Regions from separate parts of the Homo sapiens genome. Here all the other regions are linked to region 3. A link is a loop called in an ENCODE intact Hi-C map of the cell type or tissue named here. Cell type or tissue: gastrocnemius medialis. All regions are shown on one strand.

Region 1 (4,000 bases), 73 kb before region 3:
AGACTTATTTGCTGCTAGCTAGCACTTTCAAAGCAGGCTTCTGTCTAAAGTGCTTTTTGACTTGGTGTCAACTGGTACAGACCTGAACTGAGTAAACAAGGCTCTAGGCATATGAAAGAGATTCCCTTTAAGCTGAGCAGCAGGAACCCAAGGTAAGTAGCACAGTTGGGCCATGCCAGCCTGAGGCACAGAGAAGGTGTGGCCTTCACTAGAGAGAATCTAAGAATATCTGAGATAAAGTAATTATCAGGATGTATCCAAATGCTCTTCTAACGCAAAATATTAACCCACTTCCAACCTCCCCCTTGGCAAAATTATGGCAAAATGGAAAAGTGAAGAGGAAAAGCAATCCATTGATTGTATGACTTCAGGGCCTGAAGATACTGACAGAGAGAGAAGGCCTGCCATTCCTTCCCCAACCTACAAGCACCCACATTATTCTGATACCTATAGAAATGCAAATCACCTGTAAACAGGTGACTCTTTTCCAATGTTTTCCATTCTTTAAGAAAATTGCAGAATTCTACAATATCCCTTTCATAGCCAGCAGTTCTTTGGCATTGTATGTATCTGACGACTTTCTCTTCTTCAAAGTAGAGATCAGCAAACTTTTTCTGTAAAGAGTCAGATAGTAAATATTCTAGGTTTTGAGGTGAAGGTACATAAGGTCTGTGTTTCAACTACTAAACAATGCCCTTGTAGTGAGAAAGGAGCCATAGGTGATATGTAAATGAATGGGTATGGCAGTGTTCCAATTAAATGGCATCTCCAAAAACAGGTGGCCTGTAGTTTGGCAATCCTTGCTTAAAAGGACATTGAAACTATGCAAAACTGAACAAGAAACACTTGGTAATAGATAATACTGTCACCAATAATCATTGCCATGAAACAGCCAGAGAGCTTAAAGTCAAAACCAACAGAGAGAAAGGGATGAAATGGGAAAGAGAGGCATTCGTGTAACATTAGAAACCATTAGAAAGAGTACTATCATGTAGCGCTTAAGACTCAAAAGTTCCAGGATTAATGTAAACTGTGACAAGCAAGGAAAGTCAAAGAATGCAACCATATTTCACAAAAAGGTTAAGATAAATAAGTTTAAGTGAATAGCACACTCTGTGGGCCACAGCATGGTGGCTCCATGTGAAGGCTAAAGTAACTTAGGAATGAATGGGAAACAAGGATAAGAATTTCAGTCTTTGACTCTTTAAGCAGAAAAATAGGACACCAGGCAGATATGAGATAAGGACTTGGGGCTGTAGCAGAACTTAAGGCCCAAACAGATGTCCTGCAAACATGGAAGGCCCCTCACTCCTGGCCCCAAGAGCACTGAATACTGGTGTAAGTGCTTTGCTTTCTCTTATTCACATGCAAAGTGTTCCTCTTCTGCAAATAACTTGCATGTGACCCAACAGAGTGTCTAGTTCCAGCCTTGTGAAAGATTTGTTTTGAAATTTTACCATTCTGCCCTGGGTTTTTGCAAGACAAAGAAATGAGGTAAAATTCATTAAGGTAGGAAGAAACCACACTGATTTAAACGGAGTGTGAAAAGTAAATGCCCTACACTGGGATCATGTTTCAACTAAGGGGATAAATTACAGATGAGAGTAAATGGATTTTCTGTCAGAATATACCCTACTCTGGCATGGGTACCAGTTGTCTTGAAGACAATCTGTCCTTTAACAGCTATAACAAGTATTCTGTGGGACAAGACGTACCTGACACTTATAAACGTCATAAGCCAAACAATGATGCCCCAACTTTCAGAAATCAGGCTCCCACAACACAGTGCCTGGATTTTCATCCAGCATCCCAAGATCAAGCACATCTCTCTATGGATCTTCATCTTGATATAGATGCACATGCTATATCCAGCCTTAAACTTTCTTGTGTTTTATCACTAACGCTGCACCAAGATTTAAAAAAAAAAATTGCTCCAATTTGCTAAACCTTCTCCTAAGAGAGAACAAGTCATGGGAAATGATGAAGAAGCCTAGTACACTGAATTGGTTGACAATACTTTTGACCTTAATTTGCAGTGATTGTTCACCCAATCAGGAGGAACCAATTCTCTCTGCTTTGAATGCCTAAGTACTATTGTGCTTATGCTGTTGCTTCCAACATAAAGTGTCTCTTCACAAACTAGAGAGGTTCCCAATTGCATCGCCTCAACTGGTCTTGACAGGAGAAGAGATGAATCACAGGAGCAGTCTGGCACCGTCTCAATTTGTAATACTTTTTACCAAGGGCTAAATCACAGCCAGGCAGATGCCAGGAGTGTTTAATTTTCTTCTTCTCCTTCTTGTTAACAAAAGGAGAGGTGTTCAAGAAAGCTCAGTCCTACTTGACAGAATTAGTGGACAGAGTAGCTGTCAAAGGTGGATCTATGTATCCAAAGAAGGCATGCATAGATAAGTTTGACTTAATCTTCAGGAAAGTTTTTCATGATGGCCCAAAACTAATCTGTAGCAAGAGATGAAACATTCAACATCATTTGTATAATGGAGACTTGTAGAGCTAAATGCATCTGAGATTCCTGAGTTCACCTCCATTAGACCACTGCAAACTATGCAGTTCTTCCTTTACTGCAGATGTTTCTTCTTGAAATTGAAAAATGTGTATACAAGTTTCAAACAGCTCTCTATCCAACCCAAATGAACCTACCATCCCATATGTCTGTGTTGGCCTAATTCTGACACCAGTGCATTTTTTTTCTGATCACATGGTAATATGGTAGCCATGAAAGGCCAAACAAAAGAAAAAAGAATGGTGACTAGGGGTGGGGGTGAACTAATACAGGATGAATAACATACACAAGGAAAATGTGTAAATAAATAGAGTAACCACTGTTAATAACCCACTAGGCTGGCAAGCAAAGGTAAAATGATTGTAATCCTGGTGGAAAAAAACAGCTAATGAATAATTAATGAATCACTGAGGGGATGGAGACAAAAAGTTACATTCACTCTTCAGACCTACCATGTCACTCTCAAAGGAGTCTATTGCTTGTTCTTTTTCTGTATGCATGTCTCCCAGTACATGCTTGATGCCTGAAACACTCTATCTTACTAGATAGACTAAGTGGCCTGAATGTGGTGTGGGCACATCTTCCTCCTAGCTATTATTTGCTGCTCTCTTTCTTGCTTACTTATAAGAAAGAACAAGTACCTTCAAGCAATATCTACACCTTATAAATGTAATCTACCTCCATCAAAGAAAATGGGGGGGGGGCGTGGGAATTGGCAATGTGTCACTTAGTTCTATACCTGTGAAATAATACAACATGGAGGCTAGCATGTTGCCTCAGTGAGACAGCAGATACTCAGAAAGAGAAATACCAAGATATGGGAGCTTCCATCACCCTTCTAAGGGGGATGCTAAATTGGAAATTTAATTCCAACTACCTACATATTTGGCTCTGATAGTCAAGTAGCTCACCAAAAAGAACTAATGCATTTTTATAGTAGCCATGAATATCTTCATTGCATTTCACTCATCTATAGAGGGCAACAAGCAGAAATAAAAATTCAACATTTCAAGAAGAGTCTCTACTGAACTTTTAAATTCTGGGTAAGGATGTCATCAACCTAGCTAAGGATTAGTTTACTCTACCCAAGATGTATTCAGGAAGTACACTTTCTCTCTTATCCTCCCATACGTGCTAATCTGGGCTTGAAGGTACACAGAGATGCCTGTGGCTGACTCATAGCAAATTCCCAGAAGCAAGAGTGCTGAGCGAATGCTTAGGATTATACCATACTTTATTTCCAGGGTTTGTTACATAGATGGTGTGTCTTCTGGATACTGCCACTATCATATATCCGTCCATGCTTGATGGTACTGGGGGAGTTTTAAGCAGAAGAGGACGCAAGGAGACATTTTTTCCTCAACATGTTTGAATAATGAGAGTTGGTTTCTGAATATTAGGAGTTTTACTAGGACTTCATTACTTCTTAAGGTAAGTTACTAGCACCCAACAAGAAGGAAAATAGGGAGGCAAGAA
Region 2 (4,000 bases), 230 kb before region 3:
AAATAACAATGGATAAAAGTTCTTTTTAACCATGATTGATTGAGCTCCTACTTTGTGCTAAGTTTTTGCCATTTGCTTTCTCATTCCATCTTCACAACTCTTCTGTGGAGTATGCTGTATATATTATTATAACCCTCATTTTACAGAGAAGGAAACTTAACTTCAGGAAAGTTAGATAATTTTTAGCCAAAACACAAAGGTAATAAGTAGCAAAGCTGGGATGTGAATCCAGATTTTTCCCACTTCAAAGTTTTCTTCCCATAGGTAGCACTGCCCACTGCCTCTTTCAGTTTTATTTGGATTTTCTTTTTATGGTAAGGTTGCTTTTTTTTGGCATTAGGTTCAGAAACTTATCGGTTTCTATGAGCTGTTAGATAGCTAGTAATAATTAAGAGTCCTGTACTTGATTTGAGATAGTTTTGTACTTCCTCTTTTACCCTAATTTATATGAACAAACAGAAAAGCATCTTTATTATCAGAAATATCTGAATTCCCTAAGCAATAATGCCACATCCCCTCATAAAAAATGAGAAACTAAAGACAAGTCCTGATTCTGAAAAGTTTTCAGCCTGGTTGGGAAAATAAGACTTATACCTATGAAATAAGCTGAAAATAAAACATTTTAGGACCACCTACTCAGAAGAATACCCAGCTACTATTAGGTGGGAGGATCACTTGAGCTCAGGAGTTTGAGGCCAGCCTGGCCAACAAGCAAGACTCCACTATAAAAGCAAGAAAAAGGAACATTTTAGGATATACTGGAGTAGCTATATAAAACTTCATAAGGAAAGGGAAACACCAGTATGTTACTGTAGACTTATAGTACTTCATAGAGAAGTTACAGTAGGAAATAGAGTGACAAAAAAGGGATAGAGATTAGGAAGTTGATTATAACAGGTATTATACTTCTAAATTCCCATTATGAGTGAAGAGAAGAGGTCAGGTGCATATTGGCAAGTATCTACTTATCCACTAGTGGACAATATCCCATTGGACAACTCTCAAGAATAAAAGGAATAAAATCATGGTCCACATTTTCCTCTCTCTCTTTCTAGCCAGGATCTCTGCTTACTTCTAACCATCACCAAAGGATAGATGGCCACTTAGAAGAACTAGAGAAGCCGTATTCATTTCTGGCATTAAAAAGGACTCTAAAAACACTACTTTGGCAGAGAAAATCATTTATATGTAGACACAGACTCTTAGAGCTAGAAGAGACCTTAACAGTCACCTGGACCTACCATTTCATTTTAGATATGAAGAAAATGATGCCTCCAAGAGAGAAATAAATTGCCCATGGTCACACTACTGGTAAGAATCCATGCTGTGTTTTGCTGCCTCCATGAGGAAAAAATCATGGTCACTAAACTGAGATGATCTCTTAATGATTACTCTTATATATTTACTTCATATCCACCAACTGCTAAGCCCCTACCCAGTTTCCAAATGTCACATTTATAGAAAATGAACGAAGGTTGATCCTGAGCCCTAGATTCTATGACACAAGATTAAGACCATGTTCAGGGTTACAGTGATAAGAAAGGTCCCTGACTAGGCATTTTGTAAACTTATAAGAAACCAGAAAAAAAGAATCATTTTGAGTACTGATATTCAACTACATAATGGGCTCAAAATTCCTTGTATAATCAACATACTTTATTACACTAGATGGCAGCAAATAAGTAGCTAGATATATAGTCAGTTAATCAGGAAATGGAAAACAAAATGAAACTACACAGAGATTGGGTCTAAATTTGCTGGAATAAAGTAAATGTCCATGAGCATTAAGCTCTTGCATGCTCCAAAACATTCTTGAAGAAGGCATGATTGTATATATTTTTTAAATCAAGCTTCCTCCTTACACATAGTAGGGTGCTAAACAATGTGGTGAATTGCTGCAACTTTGAATTGTATAACTGCTGATTCCTCGCCAGGTAGGGCAATACAATATATATTTTCAAGATTTTTTTCTCTGGCCATCAGAGGCAGCATAATAATAGAGAATGGGGGATGGACAGGAGTGCAAAGATAGGCTTTAGAGGTGATGTTGCAAGATACGACATCAGGATTCACAGGACAGAAAAGAACATTAACAAGAGCTGGCTGTGAATATTGGCAAACAGGTATTTGAAATTAAATAAAAATAGAGGCTACAGTTTACTGTCTTCAAAATGGACCATGCAAGACAATCCACTGGGTAATGAGAAGATACTAAAATGTTTATTTATATGTGTTGTTTATATAAAATAGGAAACAAATGAAAGTTTTCTAATATTGAGCATGTAAGAGTTGCATAAAGCCTTCAGTCAGCCTGTGTCTGAGTCACATGTTGCATTTGCTATGAGAGGAATTTTGCAGGAAGAGTGGGAGTGTTACCGTTCAGAGGGGTTGTTTGTAGTATCTTTAGTTACCTCTTCATGTAACATGTTAGAACATGTTTTTTGCAGGTTCTGTATGACTGATTTTGTGGATAGATTATACTGATTTAAAATTGATTTAACTAATAATTGTATAACAAATAAGTGAGTTAAAAAGATTCATGTAAAGAAACTTCATACTGAAGGTAAAACTAATTATGCAAGCCCAAATCAACAATAAGAAAATGGCTGGGCTAATACTTTTCTTAACCCTAGAATAAGCTTTCATCAACTCTAACCAAATCTGATAAGCTGTCTTCCAAAATAGGAAATTATCCCAAAGACTATTTGAAATAAAGATCTACTCCTACTGCTGTTAAGAATGAACCTTTAACTTAGTATACATTGTGCTTTTTTCAGAAATGAGACAGTGTCTCATTTCGGTAGACAGTGTCTACTAATGCCAATTTTATATTTTATATTAAACCAAATTTATATATATTTTATGTTTGACAATGAACAGAATATATTAGAACCTTGTACATATATATAACTTACAAATATGTAAACATATGTATCATGTGTTCAAAAATTACTTTACTAATGGGATGTAGAATACAAATTTTAGTGACTTATGACTGAGCATAACCCCGTCATACATGAATGAATAAAATGAGGCAAGAGGCTTAGAGTCTGCCAATGTCACCACGGAGCAGCAATGTCCAAATTCTTATTATTCAAACACTTTCTGTTCCATTCTACTTTGCTTCCACATCTTCCTCAGGTTTATCTAATTAGGTAACATTTAGGTACACAAATCCAAGGCAGAGCCCTGGGCTCCTTATCCTCTTACAGCTCTCCAAGTGCCCTCATCCTGAAATAATTGCTCTGTTAGAAGCACAAAGGTGTGAAAAATATTAAAGGAGCAGCATCTGCCCGTCAAAGAAAATGCAACTATGTGGAAAGGAAGGGCCCAAATATTAGAGCAGAAAGACACTACAGGATAAGCTAAGCACTTATTCTCATAATGAAATATTTTTGGATGAACGTCCATAAAGCAAGAGAATTCCTAAAAATGTATTCGCTATTTTGGACTATATAGGAGAATGAGGAATGGCTTAAAAATGAGAGGTTGACTTGGGGCTGGAGAAGATAGTCTGGCATTCAGGGGCAGACACAAGGGGATGAGGGGATGAGAGGAAACCCTTTCAGATGAGGAGTTTCAAGGCCATGATAATTTACTTACATGTTGGCTCGCTTTTTCTTATAGAGCCTTGCCAAGTGGCTGCAATCAATAGTCTGCACAAACTAGGCTGCAATCATAGTCTGCATAAACTCTGCTAGAGTAGGTACGTGCTCTTCCTAAATGCCAGTGCTTGCAAAATGTGGTCTTGGGAGTCTGGTCCACCTGCAGCAAAACCACTGGGGTAGCTTGTTTTTAACATCAAGCCCCTGAACTCCACCTCAGGCTACTGAGTCAAACTCTGGGACAAGCTTAGGAAACTCCATTTTTGCCCCCTAGTTGATTTATATCTTTTTGGGTCTCAACTCTCAGGCAGAATGTGCTGTCTGGTAAGCGGAAAAGGAGAAAAGACAAGATCAGAGGCTCTGCTATTGGCCTAAGGTAATTAGAGGCTCACATT
Region 3 (4,000 bases):
TGGACTGTGGACAGCAGCACCCTGAAAATTTCAAATTCATAGCTCCAACCTGTGTCTGTCTCCGAAGTTCTGTACTCACACATATTACACATCCCTTAGACCTCCCAAACGCCCTCCCATGCAGTTCTCCTGAGAACTCCCCAAAACCTCACTTCCAGTCCTCAGCCACTCAGGGCAATGCGTTTAGTTATTTTAAAGCCCTTAATACTTAATCCTATGCAGAAACTACTCTGACTTCCCAACACTTTGGCCTTCCGTTACCTTTCTCTGTCCCTTCCAAGGTCTCCTGGCGGCACAAACAGACAGGCGGCACCTCTGTGGCCTCTTCCACCCTGCACACCCTACTGGCTCAGGCGCCGACACGCCTCCCCAGGCGCACACTCGCGCGCGCACACACAGCGCACACGTACACTCATTCAGGACACACAGTCCGCGCCAGACCGAGAGCCCCCGCAGCTCGGTCTCAGCAGGCATCCCCTCGGGCTATATATAAAGCACTCGCCCCAAATAGACTTCCCCACGCACTCGCAAGTGCCCTGCCCCGCACCCTCTGCGCCGCCAGCGCCCTCTCCCTAGACACGCGGCCACCCCATTGACCCGCAGCCTCTGGCAGTTCTGTCAAAACTTTAAGCCTGGTTGATTTTACAACCACTAGTGTGTCAAAAGCTGGGGGAGGTCGGCTCGCCACAATTTCCACTTACCCCAGTTCATGCGGACTGGTGGCTGTCACTCTACTGACCCCAGTTCCATCGGTGCCAACGTGCGGCTGCGGCCCGCACAAACGCGCAAAAGACCGCGCGCTCTGCGCGCTGTGTCCACGCGCACAGCTCGACCTCCCCAGTCTCTCCAGTCGCGCTGCCGGGGATTCTTCCCCGCGCAACAGCAGCAGCCTCGGCAGTTCCTGCCGCAGCCAGGCAGATGATGGCAAACAGAAACACACTAGCAAAACTTTTATGACTTTAACAAAACTGTCTCCGGAGTAAACCCCTCCACGTACACTACTCGCGGGCCAGAGCAGACGCCAGAGTGTGATGGTTCGTCTGTCGCCCGCAACTCCCTGCCGCCCTCACCAACTTCCAGACACACACACACACACACACACACACACACACACACACACACACACACTAGATTGGGTTACAACAACCCACCAGCAGAAAACAACTTCTTCGCAAGGAGGAGGGGAGCACAGCCAAGTCATCCGGAATAAAAAATTATCCGTGTAAATATATAAGACAGATCCTCCCGTTTTCATAAACAACTAGAGTCCCAGGGTTCACCCTCAGGCCCCCTGGCACAACAGGAGGAAAATAAAGCCAGACTCCCGGAGCCCCACTCCAGTACCTCCGAGCTTCGCCTCTGATCAGAGAGCGCGGGTTCGCGTCTGCGCTGGGGCCAATGGTGCCGGGGCCTCCGGCCCGCGTGGCCCCAGCCCGGGGTCCCCGCCGCCGCCCGGGCTCAGCAGCAGCCGCCGCCGCCACCGCCACTGTAGCAGCTGCTGCTGCCGCTGCCGCCGCCGCCGCCGCTCCCTAGCCCTCCTCCTCTTCCCATGGCTGCGCCCTGCTTGGCAGCTCGCGGGCTGTCAGGCTTGGGGAGGAGAGAGGGGGCGGGGTGAAACGGGAAGGGAGGATGGGAGGGCAGGGGTGGGAAAAGGCGGCCACCGTTCACCAGGGGTCACGCCGCGCCTGGCCCGCAGTCCCCCAGATCCAGGTTGCAGAAGCGAAGGCGAAGCGGACGTTCAAGGAGGCCAGTTCGAGAACTGCTGCGGAGAGGCCGAGTGCCGCCCGGGCCAAGCATTCCGAGTTGCTGGGATGAAGTCTTCCCGGCGAGGAGCTGGAGTTGGTGCGTGTCACTCTCAACTGAGCTGCGCGGCTCCTCCTAGAGGAAAATATTGGTAGTTGCAATACACTTCCTTCCTCTCCGCCTGCCCGTTCCAAATGAAAGCAGGACCTACAAGAGCGTTAAGTGCAGTCCACAGACTCAAAGAAACACTTACAAAAAGGTTAGCTATCTCCAGGAATGAGAGGAAGATCAGCGAGATACCTTGGAAAGCGTGTTTAGCCATCCAAATATTGCCTTTCCATCAACAATCAAGTTCCAAACTCCTGCTCACTGGGGCACAGTGAAAAGATAGTTAAAACTACGAAGGACTTTATTGTGGAGGTTAGAAGACGGAGACAGAGAGAATGAGTAATTTACCAAGGACACTCAGCATGTTAGCAGAGAGGTATCTGCTAGAGGACAGGGATGCAGGGAGAGCAGACACAGGCCCCAGCCTGAAGTTCCTGAGCCAGGAAAAGGGTTTTAACTCTGCCTCACGCTGGACATAGCTCATCTGTCAAATGCGAGCCCTGCCTACTTCATTCACAAGAAGTTGTAAAAGTGTTGCAGAAAGTTAAAGTTGTGCATAAGCATGTCATTTTTGTACAGCATCAAACCCCAAGTCACTATATGCTTTTCTGAGTAGAGAGTACAAAAATCTAGCTCCAGGTTGTCTCAGATCTGAAGGAGTAGCTAGTCATGCAATCTTTCCACTATTTACTGACGGTCAATTGTAATGTCACTTACTTATAAGCTTCTAACAGCTTTGGCTTACTAAAGACTTTTTTTTTTTAACAGAGCTCCCAGACACAAACCCAAGTTTATACCCAGAAAGAAATGTTTAAACAACTTAAAGGAACCAAGTTTCTTTTCTTTAGAATAAAATATCTATAGGGCTTTGAAGTAGTACACGGGAGCCAAGACTTGAGAAGGAACAGAGGACCAAAGACTCTGGGATAGCAGATATCACATAAGATACCCCTATTTTCAAAGGAATCAGATAAGTGAAAAACTGTTCCTTAGAATGCTTTCAGAAGCTCAGCTGTGGCTCAAATACCCCAGCTGTTCCAGACAGACACCTAGAATGAACGAAAAAGGAAAGATTCTGGAAGGGGCGTGTTTTATCATGGGGTGGGATGGTTATTGATCCTGAACTGCTCTTGTTCTATGGCATCTAAAAATAAGGAGGCATTTAGTTCCCCTAAGACTCTTCCCCAAACCATTGATTTCTGGGGCTTCATACTTTGCTGGAGCAATAGTGGTGCTTGGCTGTGTCTGGAGCTTTTAAAAGGGGAGGTACCCATATAGAGAAACTTGGGAAAGTAAAAGATTAGGGCACAGTCAAGAAAAACTCCTGCTGGGTGGTCCATACCTGCCAAGCTGGCTGACAGGGTAGTCCTGGCAGGAGTAGAGACCAGACAGGCCTCAAATGCTGACTCCACGCCTGTCTGAAATGACCTTCCAAGTTGGACCTTCTTCAGAGCCTGGCACTACCAACCTCTCTGTTTATATCCTCTCTGTGCCTTCTCATCCTTTGCCCTTCTTCCCTGAGCTAGAGAATCTTGATCTAGTTTAGGAGGTGCCAGACGGAGTCATAAAAGATATTCTAAATTCTATTGTTTATGCTCTGAGATGAGCTCAGGGCCATACTTAAAAAAATAAGAATTGACTTCTTTTTTTTTTTAAATCTGGGTTCAGCAATATCCTCCATTCTGTGTGCCATGAAACTAGACTACTCTGGCTGCTGCTCTGTCTTTGATTTTTAAAAAGTCATCATGCACAGAAAACATAGGAAAAGACACCTCAGTTAATACTATAGAACTAGATATAAACCTGCAACTGACATGAAGGGCAGTCTTTATTTTTAAGCCTCGTAAGTAAAGGTCCTTCAATCTCATATATGACCAGGTATTGGTCCATAGTAGTATGTGCCTCTTTATATATTCCAAATTGTGAGGGAAAATGTAGCAGGTATTGAGTTGATTAATTTGTTATAAGTTAAGGCATGCCAGAGCACATTTACCTTCTGAAGAATGAAACTGCATTTGCTCATGGTTTCCACTCTGCTTGGAAGATCCTACTTTGTCCACCCAGAGAAATCCTTCTTAATCTTAAAGTTCCAATCAATTGTTTACTTTCTCTCTGAAGGTCTTCCTGACTATTCCCCAGGGTGGAATTA
Region 4 (4,000 bases), 92 kb before region 3:
ATCAGGTTTCAAAGTTTACCCCAACCAGCTGTCCATAAAAAATCTTTTGACAGTGCCAGTAGAGATCAACCTGACCACAGAGGACATGAGGCAACTGGCCAGGACATAAGTCACATAGGTCTACACTTCTGTTTCAGTATAATTTCCAACCGTCTTGCTGATGGGCTCCAAGGCTCTCCAAAGCCACATGAAGATGTCTATATATCTCTTCTCAGGAAAAACTGAAAATTAACTTTCTATTTGAGATTCTTCCACTTTCCTTCTTGAACTTTCTCTTCATCTCCCACTTCCTTGTCCTCTTTCCTCTATTGTCTCTTCCCTACTTTCTCTCCAGGGTCAGATACTGCTTTCAGCTCTTTTCCTGTATTATCTTACCGGAGCCACACACAACCCTAAGAAGCAGCTCAGCAATCATGTCATGTTGCAAAAGGGAACCCTGAAGCCCAGGATCACATAGCTGGGAAGTAGCCAAGCCAGGATTTCAACCAGCTCACCTGACTCCGGGGTCCACAATCACTGTGCCATATTGCCTCTAATGTGACTTTTGGCTTAAGTATTTATGATAAAGATGAACTGGTGGTTTAAGTAGGCAAGTAGCAATGACACCTAAGAAATTAATCTTAATTTCTGCTATGCTTGAGAAAAATCTAACAAATTCTTACTTCAATTAACTGCTTTAAAGGTGGAAATCAAGGTGGCTAATTAATGGGCAATTTATTAAGGGTTTTTCTACACCAGCTTTGAGACTTTTGTCTCTTCCATGTGGAAGTACACTGAGAAAAGTCAGGAGCAAATGCCAATTAGAGATTATAAAGACTACAAAGAACTAAGAAAAAGAAAACAACAAAAATCTAACTTATTATGTTACTACATTCTCTGTGCCCCCTCTAAAAACTAACCAAATGAAGTCTTTGTTTCTATTAACATCTATTATTGTTATTCGTTTCACAAATTAGGAATAGTTTTCAGTGGGCTTATTCTTAGATTTAAACCAAACAACTTGATGGAGCAAATGTTAAAATACTAGCTCCTACAAGATCAACATACCTAAGGAACTAATTTCATAGGCTGCGATAAAACTGAAGAAATGGAAAGGTTGCTACTGCCCTCCTTCCACCAAGGCCTTTACACCTCTATTTTATTCTTCCTGGTTATGAAGGTTGGACCACCCACTAAATTTTCTCCAGCTAAATAAACAGCTACAGCTGAGAACAGTGCAAAGTCCTTGGCTTTCTGCTTTTATATCCACCCAGTGTTAATTCAAGAATGATTTTCAGCGGGTTATAGACTAAATCCAACAGAATAAAATTGGGATCTTAATTAAGAATTACCACTAAATGCATGAAATCATTAGGTTAGCCCTCAGCCTGCCTGTGTCGACCATTACTCTTCTTTCCTCTAGAACAACACCTTGGTGCCTAGAAGCCAAGACTATGTGGATGACATAGAACATAATGGCATTAATCCCATCTGTGGAAAAAGAAAATGCAGGAGCTTATAAAGCAGATTCCATTGGTAAATTGACTGTGTTTAACGACAGGAAGAGAGTATATTGGGAGATGAAAAAGGAAAAACATGTTAACAACAATTGTAAATAGTAGCTGTCTTCATGAAAGAGACACTAGCCTAAGCCAAAATAAACTACAAGGAAAAGAAAATCCTGCTGTTACCAACCAGTAAGGCAAAGCTGCTTTCTGGATTTGCAATCACTTTTCTTTAGTCATTCTTTGGTTTTCTGGAAGGGACCAGGTTTCTATGGAACTCTGATGAGCTCTGGGGAACAGCAGCAGCTAAGGTATATTTAGCAAACATACACTAAGAGTCTACTATGCTCAAGACACTGCATTTTGGTTAAGCCTGCATCATGCTTTATAGTCTTGTAGCTTAAGTACCCTTTGCAAATTCAGTCTGTGCTCCTGATAAAAGGTGACTGCCCTCTCCTGGCCACCTTTCATGAGACTGTTTACTTTCAGATCTTATTAATAGTTGTCACCATCACCTGTCGCCCATCACTCTTCCTCATCTGAGATGCCAAAAACTGCCAGGGAAATGCAGTGTGTGATCAGTTCTTAAAGGTACAATTATGTGTGAGACTAAACACAGGAAAACGTGCATACATAGTTCTCTTAGCAATGAAATGGGGGACCTTCCACTGACCTTCACACAATCTTTTCTTTCTATCCTCCTCTCACCCTGCAATGACTACAGACCCCCACTAATGTCCCCACTGTGGCAGAATTCCAAGCACAGGCCTGGGCATTACCTTATCAGAGCTCCCCATCTAGTCACTGTCTTTGCCTCCGATCTTTCTTAGGCCCTGCCCCAATTGTCCACATCTATTTCTCAACCCCAGCATCTGGTTCTGCTGAATTACCCATTTATATTGGTTATAGGGTATCCCAATATCTCTGAATAGCTTCTTTTTTTTTTTAAATCTAGAACCATTTATGCATATGGTCATAGATAGCTGGGAGTTTGAATAGCCCCAGATATAAGTAACTTTTCAAAGGTCATAAATTATAATAGGACAGAAGAGAGACCTGGTTATCAGAGGAGCAAGGCTGGAGATCTCAACAAGGGGTGAAGTGTGAATTTATCTTCCCAATATGGACTCCCTGGGTCTGCCAATCCAAAGAGGTGACCTTGGTCATGGAAGATTTGCAGAACAAATCTTGCCTGTGGACTTGCACCCAGAAGGCACTTGTAGGTAGTCAATGCAGAATCCAAAAATTACTTGTAAGATGCGCCCAGTGAATTCAGCAAATGTTTTATTTTAGCCATTTGTCTTCAAGGTCAGTTCTGGTTAAAGAAGTTGCTCATTTTAACTAGAAGAAAAAATAAATTCTGGGTGAAGCAAGCTTTGTTTTATTTTTCTTTTCCAGTAAGTAATAAAATCATTTTTTCAAAGACCTTCAGGATAGAAAAGATTTTTTATATTTAACCCATTAATGTTTGCAGTCATTTTTATATTTAACCCATTAATGTTTGCAGTCAACTAATCCCTAGAAATAAGAACAAAGAAGGGAAGACAGGAAGGTAACACACATGAGCTAACATCACAGATAATCCTCAGACCTCTTTATTTGAGTTTTAACCTCACCCTGCTGAAGCTTTTTTTTTTTGAGACGGAGTTTTGCTTTTGTTGCCCAGACTGGAGTGCAATGGCGCGATCTTGGCTCACCACAACCTCCGCCTCCCGAGTTCAAGCGATTCTCCTGCCTCAGCATCCCGAGTAGCTGGGATTACAGGCATGCACCACCACGCCTGGCTAATTTTGTATTTTCAGTAGCGACAAGGTTTCTCCATGTTGGTCAGGCTGGGCTGGAACTCCTCAGGTGATCGGCCCACCTCGGCCTCCCAAAGTGCTGGGATTACAGACGTACAGTACCGCGCCTGGCCCCTGCTAAGCCTTTTATCAGAGCTGCTAAGAAATAACCAATGTGACATATTTAAGCTTCATCTCATCTATTTCCTCTCCATGGCCCTGAGTGGGGCTGCTAATGAGCTGTGAAGTGACAAAGATAACCGGCCTCTATATGGGAGAGAGAAGACTAGAGCTGGATAATCCACAATGTCATTTGGGTTCTCAGCAAAAGCTGCGTATTTCCTATTATAGCCCTAGGAGATGATTTAAGAAGGTGAGAGGGCACTTTTCTCCCAAATAACTGCTCCTACACAATTGAAATTTCACCAAAGAGGTAGATTTCTTTGTGTCAAAGCATCACATCTCCAGTAGTCTTTGATTATCTAAATTTTGCTCAATCAACTGAGATTCAGAAATGTGAAGTAGCTTGCTATTGCTAATGATACACAACCTGTCAATGGCAGAGCTGGGACTCAGATCAGAGGGGATAGTGTTTTAATCATAAACTTCTAAGAATCTCTCTAATTCAACCTTATTTCTCTGACCCCTTTAAAAAAATATCCCCCAGAGCCATAAGTTCAGGACATCAAAGTAATAACCTCAGGGTATACAAAAATGTTGCTGGATTAAGGGGTG
Region 5 (4,000 bases), 160 kb before region 3:
TAGAAAACAAAAAAAGACATTCATATGGATTTATCAAACACATGGATGAGAGATAACTGGTAATACAGTTATGGAGGAAAAAAAGGGCAGAATTTCCAGTCAGAAAGATCTCATTAGAGTCAACCAATGGATTAAAATGAACAAAATACAATTTACTTTGGAGAAAATATAAAGCCTGAGTTTGAATTCAAAATTCTACTGCAAAACTATAGGTCACTTTTTTTTTTTTTTTTTTTTTTTTTGAGATGGAGTTTCGCTTTTGCTGCCCAGGCTGGAGTGTGGAGTGCAATGGCGCGATCTCGCTCACAGCAACCTCTGCCTCCCAGGTTCAAGCGATTCTCCTGCTTCAGTCTCCCAAGTAGCTGGGACTACAGGCGTGTGCCACCAAGCCTGGCTAATTTTTTTGTATTTTTAGTAGAGACGGGGTTTCACTGTGTTAGCCAGGATGGTCTCAATCTCCTGATCTCGTGATCTGCCCGCCTGAGCCTCCTAAAGCGCTGGGATTACAGGCATGAACCACAGCTCCCAGCCAAAAGTATAGGTTACTTCTTACCACCATCCACCACTGCCTGACCTGCAGCTGGCAAATACAATCATGGAAGCCTCTTAACATCTGCAGAATCTGCATCAGTATGATCTGACTTAAGGCATAATTTTATTTTGAAAATGAGATTCAATGCACAAAGCAAATTTTCACAATTTTAAACAATATACAATTTGACCTTGAAAATCTTAGTCTCCCTGACTCAGCCCTCTCTGGCAAAGACAGATATCTGGCCAGGAGAAAAGACAAGTTCATTCACTTATCAGAAGCTTGGCCCTCAGTCAATGGGTTACCCTTCCTGGGCGATTATAACTCACAGTAAGGGGTAGACATGTGACCCAGAGTGTGGAAGAGACAGGAGTGGAGTAGTAGCATGGGAAGACAAGGTGATGGTGGACAGGGAACACGGTTCAGCTCCGGGGAGGGCATATGGTCCCATTTCTCTAAGCTTCTTACCTTGTTTTCACTTAGTTTGTGGTCTCCCTGTGCCAGGGTAAGAGTTTGTGGGAGGAATAAGTCAAGTCTCTGTTTCTTAAAAAAACAAAAAAAAAACAAAAAAAACCCCAAATCTTTCCCCAAGTTCACATTCCGATACGAAAGAGAAGGGAGCAAAACCTTTGCCAGTAAACAGAAAGATCAGGCAGTTATATTTGTGCAGGACTCCCAGGGAAGAAGGAGGTGGAGTTTAGACTAGCGATAAGTTCATAGCTTCCAGCCTCGGGGTGGCTTTCCCTGACCCTCTGGTCTTGGGAGTTCTGGACCAAAATTTATCCTTTCTGGCTTTAACAAGGGAAAAGCAAATCAAAACCAAAAAGAGAAAGGGGAAAAGAAAACCTCCCAAGTTACCAATCTTCTGTTTACTTTATTCCTTGTCTTTTAGCCCATCTATCCCTCTGAGATGGTTGCTTTGTTTGGAGGAAAAGAAAACTATTTCAATAAGATCCCTAAGTATTTCAGTTTCTGCAGTATCCTAGCCTTATACTGTCCTCAGAAAAGCATAATGCCTTCATGGGGCTTCTTTATTGCTTTTGCTTTGTTTTTGTTCACTTGTTTGTCCTGACTGTAGACACATGTTTTTAAATTTATTTCATATAATAGAGATCCTGTTTAAAAATGCTTGCTGCCAAACTTACAAATGTCTTGATAAGAAAAAATAAGCCCAGCTGTAGTTAATTTTATTCAGTGAGTTTTTTTTTTTTTTCAGTGTGTATTACTTTTGGGTTCAGTATTAAAAATGGTGAGACTGACCTCAAATATTGAACAACTCTCAACAGCTCAATATTTTGACCCTCTATCCCCTTTCCCTTTTCATGTTATTTATAAACCATTTCTCCAACAAATTTATCTGCTATACCCAGTGCCACGTGCTCAGGCTTTTTTTAGTCCTAAATTCTGCACCTTCATTTGGCTTTGGCTGTAGTCCCAGCCCTCTGGCTCAGACGTAATTCACGGCCTGGCAAGAAGGGCCCTTTGAGGTCAGTGGGGCCTTGGTGAGGGTGGGGGAAGAGCAGAGGTCTGGAAAGACACCCAAAAGCACTGAAGTCCCGAGGCTTCACTCTGCTTTTGGATTTTGACATACATTTTGCTTTCATGCAAGTCACCTGTACAAAATTGAGCAGCTAAGAGCAACAATTAATTAAATAAGACAAGTAGGTTTTGCAGATTAAACTTCTCTCCTAAAAGCATACATGATAGTCCCTTAATCTAGATCCCTAAATCCAACTGTCCTATCTTATCATCGAGCCAATTTCCATCTTCCAGAAGAATTACCCATGCAAAGAGAATAATCCATTACAAAGTTAAAACCCATTTATTGAGAAAAAAGCTTTTTCTTGCCATAAAGCCCATTACTGTTGGATACAGTCATGTTAGCTGAAAAGTGTACTTTACCCAAAAGCTTGGCACCCCCTGAAGTATGCACATTTTCTTTTCTTCTAAATATTTTTAGTGACAATTCTTAAGTTGGGAGGAAGAAAAATAGGAGTCAGGGATAGATTGGGAGGCAAGCATAGTGGGGTTAGAGAAGGAGAGGAGGAGGAGGAGGAGGAAAGGAAAACATATATCTGAATCCCACCAAACTGAATGTCTTCTGGGTTCTCTTTCTTTAGTTTTATAACAATAATAGCTTACATATATTAAACATTTGTGTGCCATAGTTTTGGACTTTCTTTATATGTATTAACTTATTTAATCCTCACAATAATTCTGTGTGTTAGACACTATAGTTATCTCCTTTTACATATGAAGAAACTGAGGCACAGAGAAGGGAAGCAACTTCTCTGAGGTCACAAAACTAATCCAGGTAGAGCCAGGATTCAAATCCAGTCTATTTTCTTAACTGCCTTCAGCTTTATGCCTTCATGCTATCCAGCCACCTATAATAGTTGCCAGGTTAGTAATGTTAGCTTAGATATTCTTCCCCTTCTCAATCTTACTAGCTCCTTTTTTTTTTCTAAGTTTCTTATAAGCATTACCTTTGTACATGTACTGAGTATTTTATGCATCTTAAAATAAAAATATTCCTTGGAATCCTGAAACTTCAAGGGGGTTAAAATTTGGGAGATTAAGTTTTCTTTAAAAATTTTTGATTCAAAACAAGTAATCTATGACAAAAATAACAAACTTTAAAAAACGTGCAGCAAAAAGTGTGTGGCTGTACTTCTTAAATCCTGCTCATCAGTGCTTAGCTGCAGAAAGAAAACACAGGAGGTTTTTTGGAACATTCCAGGTGTGGAGATTGGATAGCAGCTGGCTGCCTGGAGCTCAGCCTTTAGCTATCTAGTCAGACATGCCCTACATCCTAAAACTCAAATTCACACACATAAAATAAGATGTCATTATTTACACAGGACTATTTGTTTTATAAAAGGCTTAATCTAGGGTCCTTTTACCTGTAACAGTTTAGTGTTTGTCTATAGGCTATTTATGAACCAGAAAAACTACAAGAAAGAAAACCCAATGGAAGGAATCCTCTGAGCTGAGTATCAGAAAGGAGGGCAAAACATCATTCATGCAAGCCAGTGGAAAACCAGATCCTACCAATAGCTATTTAATTTTAATTAACATGATTTTTATCTGACTATTCAGGGGCTTAAACTATTGCACAAATCAAGGTTCAGCTCATACAGCTGAAAGGATACCTCATCCTTGAGGAATCCTTTGGACAAGCCTGCTCAATTGAGGCACAACTGACGTTCATAGAACTGTATTTACCTGGCCAAGGTAACAAAATTTTTAAATGGTCAGAGAACAGGGAACTGGAATCCAGATCCTAAGTATTACTCTTTCCGCTCTTTACCAGTCATGCAGAGAATGAAGGGTATGTCTGAGACTGAAAGCAAATTTGCTTACTATAGAGAGCTGTATTTTCTACCATCAAAGAGAAAGAAGGCAGTTCTGTACATGCACGTGTGTGTGTGTGTGTGTGTGTGTGTGTGTATACATTCTAGTTAAGAA
Region 6 (4,000 bases), 470 kb before region 3:
TTTAGTCTCTTCTCTAGTACTACTGTAAAAGTGAAACAGCAAAATAGCCAACAGCACTAACTGTACTTTTTTGTTTATGGGAACTTTACTCATTCTTGCATGCAGGCTAGGATAATTTCGGAGCACTGAAATAAAATGGTGAAACGCTGTCTCTACTAAAAATACAAAATAGTTGGGCATGGTGGTGCACACCTGTAATCCCAGCTATTTGGGAGGCTGAGGCAGGAGAATCACTTGAATCCAGGAGGTGGAGGTTGCAGTGAGCCAAGATCATGCCACTGTACTCCAGCCTGGGCGACAAAGTAAGACTCTGTCTCAAAAAAAAAAAAAAAAGAAAGAAAAAAACAAACAAACAAACAAAAAAATACAACAACAACAACAACAACAAAAAACTCATCCCACCATACCCACTGACCTCACTTTAAATGTATGGTCACCAGCTTCAAGTCCTCATCTTACCTTATTTGACCTCTCAGCAGCATTTGACCCAGTTGATTACTTTAACCTCCTTGACGTTTTCACTTGGTTGAAAATATGCATACCAGTTTTCTTCCACTTTTTAAAATTTGCCCTTCTCTGCTGCTTCCTCCATATAGCTGAAAATGATTGGAAACATATTAAATATGTGAAAATCCATAATGATACTACAAAATAACTCATTGTACACATGGAAAGTTTTTAGAACACAAAAGAATTATTGGGAAACTGGTAAATAAAAGAAAACATTAAATATTTATCCTGATTTTCTTGCACAACTATATTTCAGGATAAACAAATAGTTGATAAGAAAATGTCCTTCCTTTTATAAGAAGTCTATCTAATAAAGGAATGAGAAAATCATAATATCACCGTTTGTAATCCCCAATGAAGTAATGAATCTAGATAATGTCCTTCAATGGCTCCTGAAATCATCAGGTGATAATCTGATGGGGAACTTTATAATAAATGGATTGGGCTGACACTTTTAAAACCACTAAGTGGAGACAACCAGACAATAAAATGACACAATATGAGTCTCCGGCTCAATCTAAAAAGTATTATTGCCAAAAAAGCTCAGACTTCAATTTGATCTAGCTTCACTTGTAACTACCAGCCAAGAGAATTACACCCTGGGGATGTAATTAGTCAAACCTAGAGTGTCAAACTTACAACAGAATTTCTTTAACAAATACATTTTAAGGAAAAAGTGGAGGGGAGACTATTATAGATTTTTTAAAAAGAGAGAGAGAGAGATAGGCCGGGTGCATTGAATGCCTGTAATCATAACACTTTGGGAGGCTGAGGCAGGAGAATTTTTTTAAGGCTAGGAGTTTGAGACCACTCTAGGCAACAGAGCAAGTCCCTGTTTCTTTAAGAAATATATTAAAAAAAAATTAGCCAGGTGTGGTGGCGTGCCCCTGTAGTCTTAGCTACACAGGGGACTGATGCAGGAGGGTTGCTGGAACCCAGGAGTTCAAGGCTGCAGTGAACTATGATGGCACCACTACATTCCAGTTTGAGTGACAGAGCAAGACTCTGTCTAAATATATATCTATATCTATGTGTATACACATACATATGTATATATCTATAGATATAGATATGTGTGTATATATATATATAGAGAGAGAGTGTTTTAGGCAGGTTCTCTAGAAAGCAGAGGCTGAAGCTAGGATTAAGATGCCAGCGGCTCATTTGGGTTGTGCACACTCAGGTCAGTTATTGGAAAGGAGGGACGGAGGTGAGGGAAGGGAAGATACTAAGCAGTGTGATGTGATGGGTGCCATTGTGCTGCCTCTGCCTTCACAAGCCAAGAAGTCAGCAGGTGGCTACTTGGTGCAGGGCTTCTCCAGCTGGATTGTAAGGAAAAGCCATACCTTGGACGGCTTGCTGAAGAAAAAAAGAAGTCACTTATTTGCTTGGTCCTTGTTCTTCACTGGTCATATTTTACCCTTGGAGGAGCTAACTCCTGCCCTTCTGGATTGTCACATTCAGTCTCCTGACCTTTCTGGACATCAGCTCCCATACTTAGTGGGGAAATTTTCCACCCAAGACCAAAAGTAGCATTAAATCAAGAGGGAGAAAGAAAAGTTATTGAAAAGATGCATAAGTTTGCGTCTCAAAGCAGTTCACCCCCTTTCCCATGCAGATCCTCTCATATGCTACCTATATATCCAGCTCCCAAGTCACAATATGGGATTCCTTTTTATCCCTTTGGAATGAAAATGTTCTCACTCGTTTCCTGTGAGGAGAGGTTCAGGTCTAATTAATCACAGACTCTTCTTTAAGGCTGCTAATCATGATCTCCTAGAAGAGGAAGGCAAGACAGTAAAGCAAATACATCATTCCCAACCAACCTCTGTAGCTAGTCTCAAGGCAGTTAAATTGCTCCCCAATGGCGACACTAGGTGGAGCCATAGGACCAGGTGGGATTCCTTATCTTCTCAGTAAGGGTGGTGGATGCATAGCCAGAGGAAAACATGGGTTATGAGATAATTTGTATAGTAAAGCCTCAGAAAATATTTTCTTTCTTTCTTTTTTTTTTTTGTTAAAGTGTTATGTGTATGTGGGACAGGAGTAGGGGGTGCGGGAGGATGGGCTGACCATTTTTGACTCATCTTGAAACAGTTTTCTTTCCCCTGGAATTTTAGTTTATCTAGTTCTCTTTGATTCTACAGGTCTCCAAATCCCCTAAAAATATGATAGTTTTAAATTTCCAGCTTTTCCCATTCTTACAGTGAAATATTGGCTTACAGGATTTACTTCATTTTGCTTAGAAGAGTTCTCATATTAACTTGTCGGGTGCAGTGGCTCACACCTGCAATACCAGCATGTTGGGAGGCTGAGCAGGGGCAGATTGCTTGAGGCCAGGAGTTCAAGACCAGCCTGGCCAACAAGGCGAAATCCCCTCTCTACGTCGTAGTGCACACCTGTAATCCCAGCTACTCGGGAGGCGAGCCAGAGGTTGCAGTGAGCCAGGATTGCACCAATACACTCCAGCCTGGGCAACAGAGTAAGGCTCTGTCTCAAAAAAAAAAAAAAAAAAAAAAGAGTTCTTGTATTAACTTGTAACGTAGTCATATTTTCTCATTAAAACCATTACCCTAGACTGTATCATTCTTCAACTTTCCCATTTCTCCTGTATTTCATAACCATTATTATTACTATTATTTTTGCAGAGTTGTCTATATTTGCCCTTTTCTTTTTCGCTTTCCCAGTCACATTTCTACCCATTGCAGTCCGGCTTATGCCCCCACAATTCCTCAAAAGGTTCTCTTCTTCAAATCACCAACATCTCTTCCTAATCACTACATCTAATGCATACTTTCAATCATTATCTCACTTGACTTCTCAACAGCACTGAAATTACTGCACACTCTTTCCTTCCTGAAAGCTCTTCTTTCCTCTGCATCTGTGATGTCACATTCTTATGTTTTTCTTTCTATCCCACTCGCTATTCCTTGTCATTTGCTAGTCTCAGTTTCTGGGTCGAGTTCTTATATTCCAGGATTCTTCAGGATAATATCTTCAGTTCTTTTTATCCCTCACTGTTTGCAGGATAACATATCATTTTTTTCAGTAATTTTTTTGTTTGTTTTTACCCCATACATTTACTGCCATTTAATCTAGGACAGTACTATATAAAAGAACTTTGGAGGTAATAGAATTGTGGACTTAATGAGAATTGCAATCCCATAGGAGTCTTTCAAGGAGTTTCTGTCAGACTGCACCAAAGTAGTGTTTCAATCCACTGCTTATATACAGGTGGTGGCAGCTCAGTATGTGCTCAGAAGTTACATCAAATGTGCTCGGAATTACATTACGTGTGCTCAGAAGTTACAAGCAAACAAAATGTCATCAAAGTTTGGATGTGAGGGTACATCTGGTTATAGATTACAGAGGCATAATCATTAATCCCGTTGTACATTATTTTTTGTACAGAAAAAGGCAAGGACCAGAATCATTGAACTTATCTTTTCTAAAAAATGCACTGATTCAGGCAGGAGATATGGGAATCTGT
Region 7 (4,000 bases), 340 kb before region 3:
ACATGACTGAATTGTTCTGTTCAGGATAACATTTCTTATTTCATAATCATCTAGGAAAGTATTTTTAAGTAGTAAGGAGTCCTCTTTTAGCTGACAAATTGAAATTTATTATCAACCATGTAAAAACTTCCTATTTTTAAAGGTGCTCAAATACACAATGCTTTTTTAGATTTTACTTTTTTTTCTAACTTACCTTTCAAATTCTGTTGATATTCAATGGTCTGTTGTAGCCCTTTTATTATATTATGAAGAGTAGCACATTCTGAAATATAAAAGATAAATTTATTTTAAAATCCCTTGCTTTCATTTTGGAATTATTCTCTCAGTTGAAATTATTAAAATAAAATAATATTTAAGCCAGGCATGGTGATGTGTGCCTTGTAGTCCTATTGACTCAAGAGGCTGAGGCAGGAGGATCACTTGAACCCAAGAGTTCAAGGCTGCAGGGGGCTATGCTCATGCCATTGCACTCCAGCCTGAGTGACAGAGCAAGACCCTGTCTCTAAAAATAATAATAATAATATTTAATTTGAAATTACAAGATATTAATAAAGCAGCCAAGCACCTTAAATAAAATTATATAAAGGAAAAATATAATTTTTTTTTTTTTTGAGACAGAGTCTTGCCCTGTCGTCCAGGCTGAAGTGCAGTGGCACGATGTCGGCTCACGCAACCTCCGCCTCCCAGGCTCAAGTAATTCTCCTGCCTCAGCCTCCTGAGCAGCTGGGATCACAGGCACGCGTCACCATGTCTGGCTAGTTTTTGTATATTTTTGTAGAGACGGCGTTTCACCATGTTGGCCATGCGGTCTCGAACTCCTGACCTCAAGTAATCCACCTGCCTCAGGTGATCCACCCCCCTTGGTCTCCTAAAATGCTGGGACTATAGGTGTGAGCCTTTACTTTTAACTCACTCATTAAGCCAAATGAATTTCAAAACTTGGTAATGACTTTCCTAAAGCACAGAATAGTATGGGTCCTACCATGTGCCTAAGCAATCTCTGCCCTAAGTAGTAAGGCACACCTGCATATATCTGGGGAACTATAAGAAGTATGTCCATGCAAATCTTCCAGGAAAGAACATCCTAAGGAAAGGGAGTCAAATTATATTGTTTTGGTATAAGACAATGTGTGGTACAATTGTGTGGTATAAGACAATGCTTTTCTTACTCTATCTTCCAGTCTATCCTCTTAGTACTTAGGCTTGAGTCTTAGACCAAGAGATTAGCAATAAAAGGAGTAAAAACTCAGTAAGTAGTGTTCCAAGGCTTCAGCAACTGTGCTGCCAATGGCTGCTGACATAATAGAAGATAGAAGTTTCATTGCAAATATTAGAGCCTTGACATGCGCATTCAAGCCTTGACTATAATATTGGTAGCCACCAGCAACAGCCAAGATGGACAGCAATAGTAGTGGTAATTTCATTACTTTAGAAATCCACTTGGCTATTAGGGCTACAACAGCAGAGACTGTTTTGTTTTGCTTACTATTGATTCCTACTGTTTAGGACACTTGTGGTCCATAGTAGGCAATCCACAAATATTTGTTCAGTGATTATTGGGTTGATAGGTAATATCACAGTAAGCTGAAGCAGATAAGGGGTAAGTAGGGAATCTCTGGTATGAAAATAACATATGTTTTGTCGACTGAATGAAAGAACCAATACTGTGAAGGGAGAATTCAAAACTTTTCACCTTTTAATTAGAGATTCTGCACTCAGTCTCATGTACTTTTTCAACTATGCTGATAGAAATGAGAGTATTTTGCAGAAGTTTAAAGCTTTGTGATGCTATAAGGTGCTATTGTGGCTCTTCACTCCTCCCTGCTCTCCCTACCATCCCCACCATCTACTCAAAGTTCCCCTCATCCTCCATTTTCTCTATCCTGCTATTTCCCAGTAAGAGAATAACGGTTAAATTACATTTGACAGAAATTAGCTGAGAATCTGCTTCATGAGTGTCACTGTGCTAACTGATAGAATTCAAAAATTAAAGAGGCATAGACAGACTCTGCCATCACTTGTCTTTGTGCCTTTTAGAATAATGAATCCAGTGATTCATAGAATATAGTAGCTGAAGTTACTTCAGTAATCCGTAAATTGAGAACAGAACCCTGCAACTGAATGTTTCAAAAATGTGTATTTTCAAAACTTAAACACAAGGTGGCTCTCTCACCACATTTTTCTACAATGGAGCATAGATAAATTCTTCACGAGAATACCATTCACTAATTTTGAACAATGGCTTTTAATTCTCTTTGCAAAATTTAATCCACACTGTTTGTTGTTGTTGTTGTTGTTGGACTTTACTGTGTAAGTTGAAAATGCTGGCCTATTAAATTCTTCCTAAAAACCAGAGGTCAGAATATTAAGCTATTTCTTATACTGTATAATTTAGTAAATCAATAATCATTTTGAGCTCAAATGTGGGCTCTAAGATTAACCAAAAATATGAATATTAATATGTATTTCATACAATAGTTGCAAATATTAAAAGCAATTATACATGTAAAGAGTTTCCTGCAGTACTTGATTCTCAATACTAATATTATTACTATCTTTAACTGGCAAATAAATTATTTATCTGTCTGGCATCAAATGCAGAAAATAAAATGTCCATATATCATTCTTTGTTGTTGAATAAATTTGATCATGTGTAGTTTGCCCCTCCTTCCTAAGTGAATTATTACACACTTGGCTCCATAAGTTGTCATTCTTATGACAACTTATGCTTTTTGCTAAGTACTATCCAGCAGAAAGGACATTAGATTTAGAACAAATAAAATTGTATTTCTTAAAAATAATTTTTGTGGTTACATAGTAGGTGTATATATTTATGGGGTACATGAGATGTTTTGATAAAGGCATGCAATGTGAAATAAGCACATCATGGAGAATGGCGTATCTATCCCCTCAAGCATTTATCAACTGAGTTATAAACAATCCAGTTACACTCTTTAAGTTACTTTAAAATGTACAATTAAGTTATTATTGACTGTAGTCACCTTACTGTGCTAACGAATAGTAGGTCTTATTCATTCTTTCTATTTTTTTATACTCATTAACCAACCCCACCTCCCTTCCAGCCCCCCACTACCCTTCCCAGCCTCTGGTAACCATCCTTCTACTCTCTATGTCCATGAGTTTAATTGTTTTGACTTTTAGATCCCATAAATGAGAACATATGATGTTTGTCTTTCTGTGCCTGGCTTATTTCACTTAACATAATGATCTCCACTTCCATCTATGTTGTTGCAAATGGCAGGATCTCATTCATTTTTATGGTTGAATAATACTACATTGTGTATAAGTACCACATTTTCTTTATTCATTCATCTGTTGATGAACACTTAGGTTTCTTCCAAATCTTGGCTATTGTAATCAGTGCTGCAACAAAGAGTGCAGATCTCTCTTTAACATACTGATTTCCTTTCTTCTGTGTATATACCCAGCAGTGGGATTGCTGGGTCCTATGGTAGCTCTATTTTCATTTTTTCAAAGAGCCTCCAGGCTGTTCTTCATAGTGATTGTACTAATTTCCCTTCCCATCAACAGTGTACGAGGGTTCCCTTCTCTCCACATCCTCACCAGCATTTGTTATTGCCTGTCTTTTGGATATAAGCCATTGTAACTGGGATGAGATGAGATTTCATTATAGTTTTGATTTGCATTTCTCTGATGATCAATGATGTTGAGCACCTTTTCATATGCCTGTTTACCATTTGTATGTCTTCTTCTGAGAAATGTCTATTCAAATCTTTTGCCCATTTTTGGATTGGATTATTAGATTTTTTTCCTATAGGGGTGTTTGAGCTCCTTACATATTCTAGTTATTAATCCCTTGTCAGAGGGGTAGTTTGCAAATATTTTTTCCCATTCTGTGGGTTGTCTCTTCACTTTGTTAATTGTATCCTGTGCTGTGCAGAAGCTTTTAAACTTGATGTGATCCCATTTGTCTGTGTTTGCTTTGGTTGCTTGTGCTTGTGGGTTATTGCTCAATAAA

Evidence for each region. Peaks named below come from ENCODE experiments on the same cell type or tissue, not always from the same donor. Only the 100,000 strongest peaks of a DNase experiment are listed, where the experiment ranks them.
Region 1: it touches region 3 in a loop (2.1-fold over the local background); 13 of 110 quality-filtered maps call a loop at or near these places.
Region 2: a loop joins it to region 3, with 4 times the contacts of the local background. A loop is called at or near these places in 37 of 110 quality-filtered maps.
Region 4: it touches region 3 in a loop (2.5-fold over the local background); 12 of 110 quality-filtered maps call a loop at or near these places.
Region 5: it touches region 3 in a loop (5-fold over the local background); 73 of 110 quality-filtered maps call a loop at or near these places.
Region 6: it touches region 3 in a loop (3-fold over the local background); 24 of 110 quality-filtered maps call a loop at or near these places.
Region 7: a loop joins it to region 3, with 11 times the contacts of the local background. A loop is called at or near these places in 46 of 110 quality-filtered maps.

The regions. Positions count from the first base shown.
Region 1 is chr5:42,494,306-42,498,305 of GRCh38, reverse strand. All of the region lies in intron 1 of GHR (growth hormone receptor), which reads right to left. Among named protein-coding and RNA genes, the nearest start is that of GHR, 73 kb to the right of the region's middle. In gastrocnemius medialis, no CTCF peak of the experiment used is centred here; DNase peaks (open chromatin) are centred at 1,333 and 2,185; H3K27ac peaks cover 4,000 bases.
Region 2 is chr5:42,654,532-42,658,531 of GRCh38, reverse strand. The region is part of intron 3 of GHR (growth hormone receptor); the gene reads right to left. Among named protein-coding and RNA genes, the nearest start is that of CCDC152, 100 kb to the left of the region's middle. In gastrocnemius medialis, a CTCF peak has its summit at 1,686 (motif pointing right); no DNase peak of the experiment used is centred here; H3K4me3 peaks cover 406 bases; H3K27ac peaks cover 932 bases.
Region 3 is chr5:42,421,300-42,425,299 of GRCh38, reverse strand. It overlaps GHR (growth hormone receptor), which reads right to left and starts at 1,861. Exons shown (of 10, transcript NM_000163.5): 1 at 1,345-1,861. RefSeq lists promoters at 239-656, 821-1,168, 821-1,589, 1,787-1,887, 1,497-2,069 and 1 more, cis regulatory regions at 1,692-1,732, 2,070-2,578 and an enhancer at 1,716-1,865. In gastrocnemius medialis, a CTCF peak has its summit at 1,875 (motif pointing left); DNase peaks (open chromatin) are centred at 369, 649, 1,170 and 1,849; H3K4me3 peaks cover 2,480 bases; H3K27ac peaks cover 3,609 bases.
Region 4 is chr5:42,512,905-42,516,904 of GRCh38, reverse strand. The region is part of intron 1 of GHR (growth hormone receptor); the gene reads right to left. Among named protein-coding and RNA genes, the nearest start is that of GHR, 91 kb to the right of the region's middle. In gastrocnemius medialis, a CTCF peak has its summit at 1,932 (motif pointing left); DNase peaks (open chromatin) are centred at 94 and 1,974; H3K4me3 peaks cover 577 bases; H3K27ac peaks cover 4,000 bases.
Region 5 is chr5:42,584,769-42,588,768 of GRCh38, reverse strand. The region is part of intron 2 of GHR (growth hormone receptor); the gene reads right to left. Among named protein-coding and RNA genes, the nearest start is that of GHR, 160 kb to the right of the region's middle. In gastrocnemius medialis, no CTCF peak of the experiment used is centred here; DNase peaks (open chromatin) are centred at 852 and 1,988; H3K4me3 peaks cover 735 bases; H3K27ac peaks cover 4,000 bases.
Region 6 is chr5:42,887,903-42,891,902 of GRCh38, reverse strand. No RefSeq gene overlaps it. Among named protein-coding and RNA genes, the nearest start is that of SELENOP, 78 kb to the right of the region's middle. RefSeq lists an enhancer at 3,851-4,000. In gastrocnemius medialis, a CTCF peak has its summit at 2,391 (motif pointing right); a DNase peak (open chromatin) is centred at 2,392.
Region 7 is chr5:42,765,859-42,769,858 of GRCh38, reverse strand. CCDC152 (coiled-coil domain containing 152) reads right to left here. Exons shown (of 9, transcript NM_001134848.2): 4 at 194-262. Among named protein-coding and RNA genes, the nearest start is that of CCDC152, 11 kb to the right of the region's middle. In gastrocnemius medialis, a CTCF peak has its summit at 2,156 (motif pointing right); no DNase peak of the experiment used is centred here.